Regions from separate parts of the Homo sapiens genome. Here region 1 is linked to region 2. Evidence: chromatin contacts called from ENCODE Hi-C or POLR2A ChIA-PET data. All regions are on one chromosome and are shown on one strand. Each heading gives the region's core, a stretch centred on a gene start or an enhancer-like site at or near the end of the contact. The rest is flanking DNA. Distances are from core to core; before and after follow the strand shown. Region 1 overlaps UBE4B (ubiquitination factor E4B). Region 2 overlaps KIF1B (kinesin family member 1B).

Region 1 (4,914 bases), core at 1,511-4,010, 220 kb before region 2:
GGGAGGCTGAGGCCAGAGAATCGTTTGAACCCAGGAGGTGGAGGTTGCAGCCGAGATCGTGCCACTGCACTCCAGCCTGAGTGACAGAGCAGGACTCTGTCTCAAAAAATAAAAATTAATAAAATAATAAAAAATTAAAAGTTTACAGGCCAGGCTCATGCCTGTAATCCTATCACTTTGAGAGGCCAAGGCAGATGGATTGCCTGAGCTCAGGACTTCATGACCAGCCTGGGCAACATGGTGAAACCCTATCTCTACTAAAAATACAAAAAATTAGCTGGGCATGGTGGCACGCACCTGTAATCCCAACTACTGGGGAGGCTGAGGCACGAGAATTGCTTGAACCCGGGAGGTGGAGGTTGCAGTGAGCTGAGATCACGCCACTTCACTCCAGCCTGGGCAACAGAGCAAGACTGTCTCAAAAAATAATAATAATACTAAATAAATAAAAATTCACAAACATAACATTACATTTATTTATTCTAGGTGTTCTTATGTTATTTTGTATGCCATAACCATATGTTTTTGAAACTTTTCAAAAAGAAGGAAAATTATATACATGTACCAAAACTTTAAAAAACGTTCCTTGATTAAAATTAATAAGCCCTCAGCCACTACTAATATTTTTTCCCCCAATTTAGATGAGGCATAAAGAAACATATAATACGGCCAGGCGTGGTGGCTTACATCTGTAATCCCAGCACTTTGGGAGGCCAAGGCAGGTGGATCACCTGAGGTTAGGAGTTTGGGACCAACATGGTGAAACCCCATCTCTACTAAAAATACAAAAATTAGCCAGGCGTGGTGGCAGGCGCCTGTAGTCCCAGCTACTTGGGAGGCTGAGCAGGAGAATCACTTGAACCCGGGAGGCGGAGGTTGCAGTGAGCCGAAATTGCGCCACCATACTCCAGCCTGGGCAACAGAGCGAGACTCCATCTCTAAAAAACAACAAACAACAACAAAAAAAACATATAATACTTCTTTTTTATTTTTATTTATTTATTTATTTTTAAGAGACAGAATCTCACTCTGTTGTCTAGGCTGGAGTGCTCACTATAACCTCAAACTCCTGGGCTCAGGCAGTCCTCCTGCCTCAGCCTTCCAAGTAGCCAGGACTCCAGGCACACACCATCTTGCCCAGTTGATATTTTCATCTTTTGTAGAGACAGAGTCTTGCTGTGTTGCCCAGACTGGTCTTCAACTCTGGGCCTCAAGTGATCCTCCCACCTCAGCCTGCCAAAGTGCTGGTATTGCAGGCGTGAGCCACCGTGCCTGGCCATGCTTCCTTTTTTCAGTGCTTCATTTTTAAAGGGCTCTATGTAGGAAAAGATGAATTCTTTGAAAATTCCCATAGTGTCTCATTAAAAAGACCAAAAAGTGATTACTATTGGTAAGAAGGGTTAGCTTTCGCCTGAAACTATTTTGCAGAATATTTGGGAGATGTCAAGTTTGACTTTTGACTGGGCAGTTGTTGCTGACATGACATTTCACGTGCCTCTGTAGTGAGTTGACTTCATCACCGTCCCTAATGTTCATGGGTCCACAGGTCCTTGCAGCAGCCGTCCTTCCTAGTGCCGTATATGCTGTGTAGGAATCTCCCATATGGCTTCATTCAGGAACTGGTGAGAACCACTCACCAGGATGAAGAAGTGTTCAAGCAGGTACGGTCGTATGAGTTTGCTCTTGCAAATTTTAGCCTGAGAGCCTCTATGTCGAGGCTAATTTCTGACCATTGAAAACTTTTGCCTGAATTCGAACATCCATGTGTTATTAGAGAGAAGGCCTACCCAATATTCTTTTGAGGAAATCAGATTGACAGCTGCATTGTTCAAATCATGTGCCCATTTCAACGAATCAGTCAAACATCTATCTTCTAAACAAGGTCTGCACTAGGTGCTTCGGGCAATATGAAAAAAATATGTAAGGCCCCGTTCCTGATTTCAAGGAGCTTTTAAAACAAGAATACCCAGAGACGGCATAAGGCATGATATGCATTTGCCAGATAAGTAGTGTCAAAAATTCATTCTCTGAGTTTGTAAGATTAACTTAATGACCATATTAGCTCATTGGCAGCCTGCATGCCATATAGAATCTTTGTCTTCTTCCCACTAGGAAAGATGTCTCATATCTTCCTAATTATTTCATTTGGTATTTATACATTGTTTTGGTATCTCATTGTGTAAAGCCAGGTGAAAATGCAGATATGTAGTGCTTAAAAATAAAGCTGTGTACGTAGTCTTGAAGGTTTCTTCCAAGGTGAAACTTTGTTGTTAACATTGCTGTTTGAAGGACCTGTTTGGGAAAGTAAGCACTTTGCCTTTAGCAACTGTCACACAAGTTTTTTCCCTGATGAAAGGGCTTTTATCAAATTTTCTTACAGTTTGCTGTATCATCACTTCCTTTTTTGTGACTACAGAGAATAACAGAGGCAATAGCTATAATTGGTATGATTCCTTTCACTCTGTTTTATACCTAAGATTATTTATAACTGTTAATTTTAAGACCTTTGAATTCTTGGGAATTGTGTTTTCAGCAGTCTTCAAAATATTTGTAAAAGAAGCAGCCAGGATCCAAGAATAAAAATTCCAGTTAGTGTTGTGTATTCTGTCTGGAATTCACTAGCTGTTTATCTTAGGTGATGATCTTACTGACTAATGGAAATATTAATGGCAACATAGTGAGCTTTTCTTCTCTAGAAGGGTAAGTGAACTCTCAGGAAAATAAATCACTGTCGGCCGGGCGCAGTGGCTCACGCCTGTAATCTCAACACTTTGGGAGGCTGAGGCGGATGGATCGCCTGAGGTCAGGAGTTCGAGACCAGCCTGGCCAGCGTGGTGAAACCCGGTCTCTACTAAAAATGCAAAAATTAACTGGGTGTGGTGACGGGTGTCTGTAATCCCAGCTACTTGGGAGGCTGAGGTAGGAGAATTGCTTGAACCAAGGAGACGAGGTTGCAGTGAGCCGAGATTACACCACTGCATTCCAGCCTGGGTGACAGAGCAAGACTGTCTCAAAAAAAAAAAAAAAAAAAAAAAAAATTACTGTCTTGGAAGGTTTGAGTGATGCACTACATTAAAGAGGTAATGGGTAGTAATTAGAATACTTTTCCTATTCAAGAAGATACCATTTGAGGAATCGAGTAGTTCTCTCTATATAAAATCAGCCCAGTGACCAGCTGAAAGGGGTATATTGAGCCTACTTTATTCATAAACAAACTTACACAAGAGGTTATGAAATGACCTCTGGGTGTTTTTTGTTTGTTTGTTTCCCCATCACCAGCTTTGGACAGAGAAGTCCTGCATTTTTTAAATTAAGATGAAATTCATATAACATCAAACCACCGTTGTTGTTTTGTTTTGTTTTGTTTTGTTTTTTGAGATGGAATTTTGCTCTTGTTGCCCAGGCCTAAGTGCAATGGCATGATCTCGGCTCACTGCAACCTCCGCCTCCCGGGTTCAAGCGATTCTCCTGCCTTAGCCTCCCAAGTAGCTGGGATTACAGGCGCCTGCCACCACACCCAGCTAATTTTTTGTATTTTTATTAGAGACGGGGTTTCACCATGTTGGCCAGACTGGTGTTGAATTCCTGATGTCAGGTGATCCACCCGCCTCAGCCGCCCAAAGTGCTGGGATTACAGGCATGAGCCAGCACACCTGGCCTCAAGCCATCATTTTGAAGTGTACAATTCAGTGGCATTTACTACATTCACAGTGTTATACGACCACCACAGACCTGTTTATTCTATTAATTAATTAATTAATTTTGAGGGTGAGTCTCTCTCTGTTACCCAGGCTGGAGTGCAGTGGCGCCGTCTCAGCTCACTGCAACTTCCACCTTCTGGGTTCGAGCGATTCTCCTGCCTCAGCCTCCCAAGTAGCTGGGATTATAGGAGCGTACCACCATGCCCAGCTAATTTTTGTATTTTTAGTAGAGATGAAGTTTTGTCATGTTGGCCAGGCTGGTCTTGAACTCTTGGCCTCAAGGCTGGTCTTGAACTCTTGGCCTCAAGTGGTCCGCCCACCTCGGCCTCCCAAAATGCTGGGATTACAAGTGTGAACCACAGCGCCTGGCCCAGACCTGTTTGTTTTTAATCCCAGAATTCTGCTGACTTTTCAGCCACTCAGTGTTGAATACTCTTTGTCTTTTCTTATGTGCTACCATGTGTTTTATCTAGAGAGGAATGATAACTGGGATGGAGCTGTTGGACTGCAAAGCAGCATTTTACCTTTTTGTCTTGAAAGAGTGGCAAATGTGAATTATTAAATCTTTGACTGAAATATCTACCTCCTTTTAATGTTTGAGAAATGTTCACAGATAAATAAATAGCAGCTAGAATTTAGGACTGGAGGTGGATACTTACAGTATTTTTAATCAGTGCTAGGAGGTATTCATTTGAAAATTGAAGAATTATTTAAAATATATAGGTCAGGCCAGGCATGGTGGCTCACGCCTGTAATCCTAGCACTTTGGGAGGCCGAGGCAGGTGGATCGCCTGAGCTCAGGAGTTCGAGACCAGGCTGGGCAACATGGCAAAACCCCATCTCTACTCAAAATACAAAAAATTAGCTGGCGCAGAAGTGCATGCCTGTAGTCCCAGCTACTTGGGAGGCTGAGGCAGGAGAATCTCTTGAACCCGAGTGATGGAGGCTGCATTTAGCTGAGATCGCGCCACTGCACTCCAGCCTGTGCGACAGAGTGAAATTGTGTCTGGAAAAAAGAAAAAGAAAAAGAAAAAGATTATGCTTAGTAATATTTTACCTGTGCAATGCACAAAAGGATAACTATACAAGAAAGTGTAATTATATTTTACTTGTAGCCTCCCTAAAAAAATTTGGAGATTTTTCAGGACAACCAGTTATGAACTAATTTTTGGTGATTCTGGAACCTCTGTTTGTCTTTTCTTCCTCATTACAA
Region 2 (5,173 bases), core at 1,883-4,382:
TTTTAAGTTTATAAATTTTATAGAGTTGGGGTCTCATTATGCTGCCCAGCATAGTCTCGATCGAACTCCTGAGTTCAAGTGATCTTCCTGCCCTGGCCTCCCAAAATGTTAGGATTACGGGTGTGGGCCATTGCACCCGGCCAGTCATTGGCCTTTTATTTTGTTTTGAGACGGAGTGTCGCTCTATTGCCCAGGCTGGAGCGCAGTGGCACAATCTCAACTCACTGCAATCTCTGCTTCCTGGGTTCAAGCGATTCTCATGCCTCAGCCTCCCTAGTAAATGGGATTACAGGTGCCCACCATCACACCCAGGTAATTTTTATATTTTTAGTAGAAACGAAGTTTCACCATTTTGGCCAGGCTGGTCTGAAACTCCTGACCTCAGATGATCTGCCCACCTCGGCCTCCCAAAGTGCTGGATTACAGGCGTCAGCCACTGCACCCAGCCTGGCCTAAATAATATATCTTAACTGCTTCATTATTAACAAAGGATTGTTAGGCCTTTGTCTTGCTTAGTTGTTGTTTTTTTGTTTGTTTGTTTTTTTCTCAGAGTACTTGTAATAGACATTTGTTTGGCTGTTGTTTTGTAATGCACGGGTCAAGCTGATATAAGCTGATTGTGGTGGCTCGTGCCTGTAGTCCCAGCTACTTGGGAGGCTGAGGCAGGATTGCTTGAGCCCAGGAGTTTGAGGCCAACCTGGGCAACATAGTGAGACCCCATCTCTTAAAAAACAATTGAAAAAAAAAAAAGATTTTGGTATTTTCCATTTTTCCATGATCCAGCCTATGTTCTGAGGAAAGAATGTGGTCATTTGCTGTAATCTTTCTGTCTTAATTCCCAAATGCTGGGCTGTGTCCAGTGACCTTTCAGCCTTTCCCCTATGGAAACTTGTGACACAATCACCAGTGTTGAGTATATGGAAGTCTCCTCCACAAGTACAATATAATATTTTCAAATACTTGTTGGGTATTATTGACTATTATCTTGCCAGCATGGAGACAGTCAGGATTTCTAGGTATGACATTTGAACAATCTCAAGAATAAAACTGATTCTTTTTTTTTGAGACGGAGTCTCGCTCTGTTGCCCAGGCTGGAGTGCAGTGGTGCAATCTCGGCTCACTGCAACCTCCGCCTCCCGGGTTCAAGCAATTCTCCTGCCTCAGCCTCCTGAGTAGCTGGGATTACAGGTGCCCGCCACCACGCCCGGCTAATTTTTGTATTTTTAGTAGAGACGGGGTTTCACCATGTTGGTCAGGCTGGTCTCGAACTCCTGACCTCGTGATCTGCCCACCTCAGCCCCTCAAAGTGCTGGGATGACAGGCGTGAGCCACCGCACCCGGCCTGAAACCGATTCTTTATTGACTAGTCTCATTTGAGCTGAGGAAGTTGATAAATCTACATGAATAGAGTGCGAAGCAGCCCATGCCGTGTTACTACTTTGGTATCATTCTCTCATGCCAAAGACTTGAGTTTATAATCCAGCAAGAGCTTTTTCCCTCCCTCCCCCTGTGTAGTCTCACTCAATTCTTGCTAATTTTTTTTTCTGCTTTAGCGGATGAAGAAGCTCCTGATTATGGCTCTGGAATTCGACAGTCAGGAACAGCTAAAATATCTTTTGATAATGAATACTTTAATCAGGTGAGAAACCGTCAGGAAGAAGGAAAACCCTGTGGAAAGAGAAAGAATGTTCAGCATTGGAGATCAGTTCTCCTGTAAAACTGAAAAATACAGGGTGCTGGTTGCCACAGAGTAGTTCAATAGAATATGGGACATGTCTAACAATTATGAAGGTAAAGGTGTATAGACTCAATATTCATATTTTATTCATTGCCTTTCCTCAGACAGCCCTCAGTCCATATAATTTTCCAGTCACTATTATTTGTTGGACAGATAAACAGAAGTAAGGCAACTGGGGAAAAATACGTTTTTATACTACTTTACCATGTATCTGCCCCTGCCTTTTTTTCAGAGTGACTTTTCGTCTGTTGCAATGACTCGTTCTGGTCTGTCCTTGGAGGAGTTGAGGATTGTGGAAGGACAGGGTCAGAGTTCTGAGGTCATCACTCCTCCAGAAGAAATCAGTCGAATTAATGACTTGGGTATGTAGACATAGTTTACTGTGCTTGGGGACATTTTCGACAAAGGGAAAATATTGACCATTATCAAGGGACATAGTGGCCTTCATCAACTAGGAATGGAAAGCATGCCCAACTCCCTCCTCTTTGCATTATTTGAACCATCTGTGTCTTCATTTGACCCTCTTTAGATTTGAAGTCAAGCACTTTGCTGGATGGTAAGATGGTAATGGAAGGGTTTTCTGAAGAGATTGGCAACCACCTGAAACTGGGCAGTGCCTTCACTTTCCGAGTAACAGTGTTGCAGGCCAGTGGAATCCTCCCAGAGTATGCAGATATCTTCTGTCAGTTCAAGTAAGCTGCCCCTTTGCTCTGCCTCCCAGCTAGCTGCTAACCGAGGTGACATCTCTTGTGCACTGTAGAGTGCTTTACATGTGTGAGGGATTAACACTCTTGAGACAAAGACTGATCAGTCTCTGAAGGAAAATACTTTCATCACTCCTATGGGAGTGAGAACCAGAAACCTGTCCTGGAATGCAACAGGGTTCCCTGGCAGGAGGAGCATGCTGCACATCCTGCTGCAGGGCTCTGCTGTGAGCGGTCCCCCTTTACCAGGAATGTAGGGTCTGATCACATAAGCCTGTTGATGAGTCTTTCTAGTCCTCTTCATGTTGAAATGTCTTATTAATAAGCCTGAAAGCAATGACTTATCTAGCTAGCAATTACGCCTATTTAATACTCGGGAAAAGGAAAATTTAAACAATGTAAAGAAGGATAAATTCTACATCAACTGAAAAAAGCTAGTATGTAGGGAAGATGTGATACCTCTCATTTCTCATCTACATAGGACTTGCTCTTTCCCGCGGCCCTCTCAAACCCTGTGCTCTGGATGCTTTCTTCTCAAGACTGCCCCAGGAAAACATTTTTTTGTGAATCTTCAGTTTTAATACCTCCAAACTTCAATTTGTCTTTTCAGTACTTGGAAAGGGCCACAGTACAAGAGACTGAAGTGTGACCCCTCCATACCTACCGCCCTCAGTTTGCCACTGGTGCCACCAAGAGGCTGCTTTGGGTTCTGCCATCCCTCTCCCCTCAGAATGTGCCTTGGCCGTCCCATGGGTCCTAGTGCAGTTTATAAAGCTTTTGTATAGGTTTTATCACAGAAAATTGAGTCAAATGTGATTTAAATTAAATGTGATCACTATATAGTAAGCCACTAATATCATTTGCTACAAGTCATAGTTGTTGGAATATTACCCATTGAGCATTGATTTCACCTATTTAATGTGTTTTCACTCATACCCTCAAACTTAGGGCAGGATAGTGTTCACCAGATGAATCTGTTTTTTGGAACTGTTGCTATTATTCTAATCAGGCAACTGATACGTTTTATGGAAAACATCTATTTGGTTAACTGATGTCTGAAGTGACAATAATAGTGAGTTGACCTTTGTCCTACAATCTCCTAAAAAGAGCAGCATCTCTACCTGGTGTTAGCTCTGGGGAAAAGGGCATGTTGCTTCTGTTGAAAGCAGCCTCAAAGGCGTCCTGTGTTTTTATAGTCGCTCCTCTGGCCTGTGCCGGGAAGGTATGGCTGCAGAGCACTGTGAATGAGTTCACCTGTCGTCAGGGAACCCCAGGAATGCTGCGGTGCCAGCAATACAGGAATCAGGGATTTGGAGCACTTGGCAAAAGCATGCTAGTGTTCTCAGACGGGTGAACTAATTTGGAAGACAACAAGTTCATATTACCAGTCTGTCTGTCCCCCCAGTTGAAAATAGTTTCTTTTTCTCCATTTTTTCTTGATGGAAGGGGTGTCCTTCTGATGGATTTTTCTATCTGGCAGTAAATCTTTGTGTTGGGTCCTCTTTAACTGTGCAGTTCTTTTTATTTCAGACTAATAATAGGGAGAGAGAGAGAGAGAACGATAACATCTCACTATCTGTGAAAATAACTAAATATAGCCCATTGTTTTAACAAATCTTTCCAGAGTATCTTCTGTGTGTCGAGACCTGTGGGAAAACGCTTGCTGTCTGGGGGAGAGAGGCATATAAATACATTATTACAGTGAAATCATTGCTATTAAGGAAAAAAACATTACTAGTAATGTGGGAACACAAAGCTGCCAGGGTAAGTCAGGAAAGACTGCCTGGAAGAGGTGACATTTGAATCCACAACAGACTCTTATGTAACTATGCCATCCACAGGCTCTCGCACTAACTGTGGAAGCTTGAGTCTGCTAAATTTTGTCTGTACAAAATGACATTGTTTTTATTTTTAGTAAAAAGCTTTTACAAAGGAAGAGGAGTTAATTGAATGTACTTCTTCACTCTCTCTAAAGCATTCTTGCATATACCTCCATATAGCTAAGTGATCAGGGTCAGTTAATTTTTCAGTCATTTTTGAAATAAAATCTAAAATGCCCTCTGTGCAATATGGAAAAGGTTCTTGACAAGGAAAGTAAATAACTTAAAGAATCTGCTTAAGTGGAATGCTTCTTTCTGTAGGATCCACATTGGGCTCTTGAAAGAGATTCTGATAAAACCGTTTAATGCATTGTTCACGAGTCTTTTTATTTTTTTTATGAAGCTTTTTGCATCGCCATGATGAAGCATTCTCCACGGAGCCCCTCAAAAACAATGGCAGAGGAAGTCCCCTGGCCTTTTATCATGTGCAGAATGTAAGTGACATGGACCTTTTTGCCAAACATATGTTTTTCTGGTACCTTGGCTTTCTCAGCCCGGGAAGGGTGATAAGAAGAGGTACAAGTCACTGGCTGTGCAGGGGGAGAGTAGACAATAGAGGGCGTGGCTAGAGTGGTGAGGTCATCCACAGCGGCCTGAGCAGCAAGCCTTCTTGTCTGTGTTACAGTGGGCCTAGTGAATGTGGGTTCGTCTGCCAATAAAATCTTCCATCAGTTTGAATGCAATGAGTTGTTTTAGTGTTTCTGTCCTAGAAAAATAAGCATGCTTAATAAGAGTTTTATTAAAGTGAATGCATTGTCCTTTAAACCCTAAGATACTTATGTTGCTCGATTGCAAATAACATAAAAAATATCAAATACCTTCTGTAGCTAAATTAAGATTTAGATCTGTTT

Evidence for each region. Hi-C counts contacts between places; a loop is a spot of excess contacts on that map. ChIA-PET counts read pairs that join two places held with the same protein, here RNA polymerase II (POLR2A). Pooled maps may share reads with other maps.
Region 1: a map of GM12878 shows a loop between it and region 2 (2.5-fold over the local background). The contact joins two enhancer-like sites. A Hi-C loop is called at or near these places in 2 of 168 maps with a recorded cell type or tissue (GM12878 and mesothelial cell of epicardium), 3 of 37 single-sample maps with no recorded cell type and 4 of 50 pooled maps. POLR2A ChIA-PET finds 5 or more read pairs at or near these places in 1 of 52 experiments (activated CD4-positive, alpha-beta T cell).

What each region holds. Positions count from the first base shown.
Region 1 is chr1:10,120,416-10,125,329 of GRCh38, forward strand. It overlaps UBE4B (ubiquitination factor E4B), which reads left to right. Exons shown (of 28, transcript NM_001105562.3): 10 at 1,547-1,661. Among named protein-coding and RNA genes, the nearest start is that of KIF1B, 88 kb to the right of the region's middle. Within about 2 kb of position 2,761, at least 4 of the 41 ENCODE cell types and tissues checked have a DNase peak (open chromatin) inside an H3K27ac peak, as active enhancers do.
Region 2 is chr1:10,335,104-10,340,276 of GRCh38, forward strand. KIF1B (kinesin family member 1B) reads left to right here. Exons shown (of 49, transcript NM_001365951.3): 29 at 1,554-1,639; 30 at 1,971-2,100; 31 at 2,268-2,430; 32 at 4,666-4,756. Among named protein-coding and RNA genes, the nearest start is that of PGD, 61 kb to the right of the region's middle. Within about 2 kb of position 3,133, at least 7 of the 41 ENCODE cell types and tissues checked have a DNase peak (open chromatin) inside an H3K27ac peak, as active enhancers do.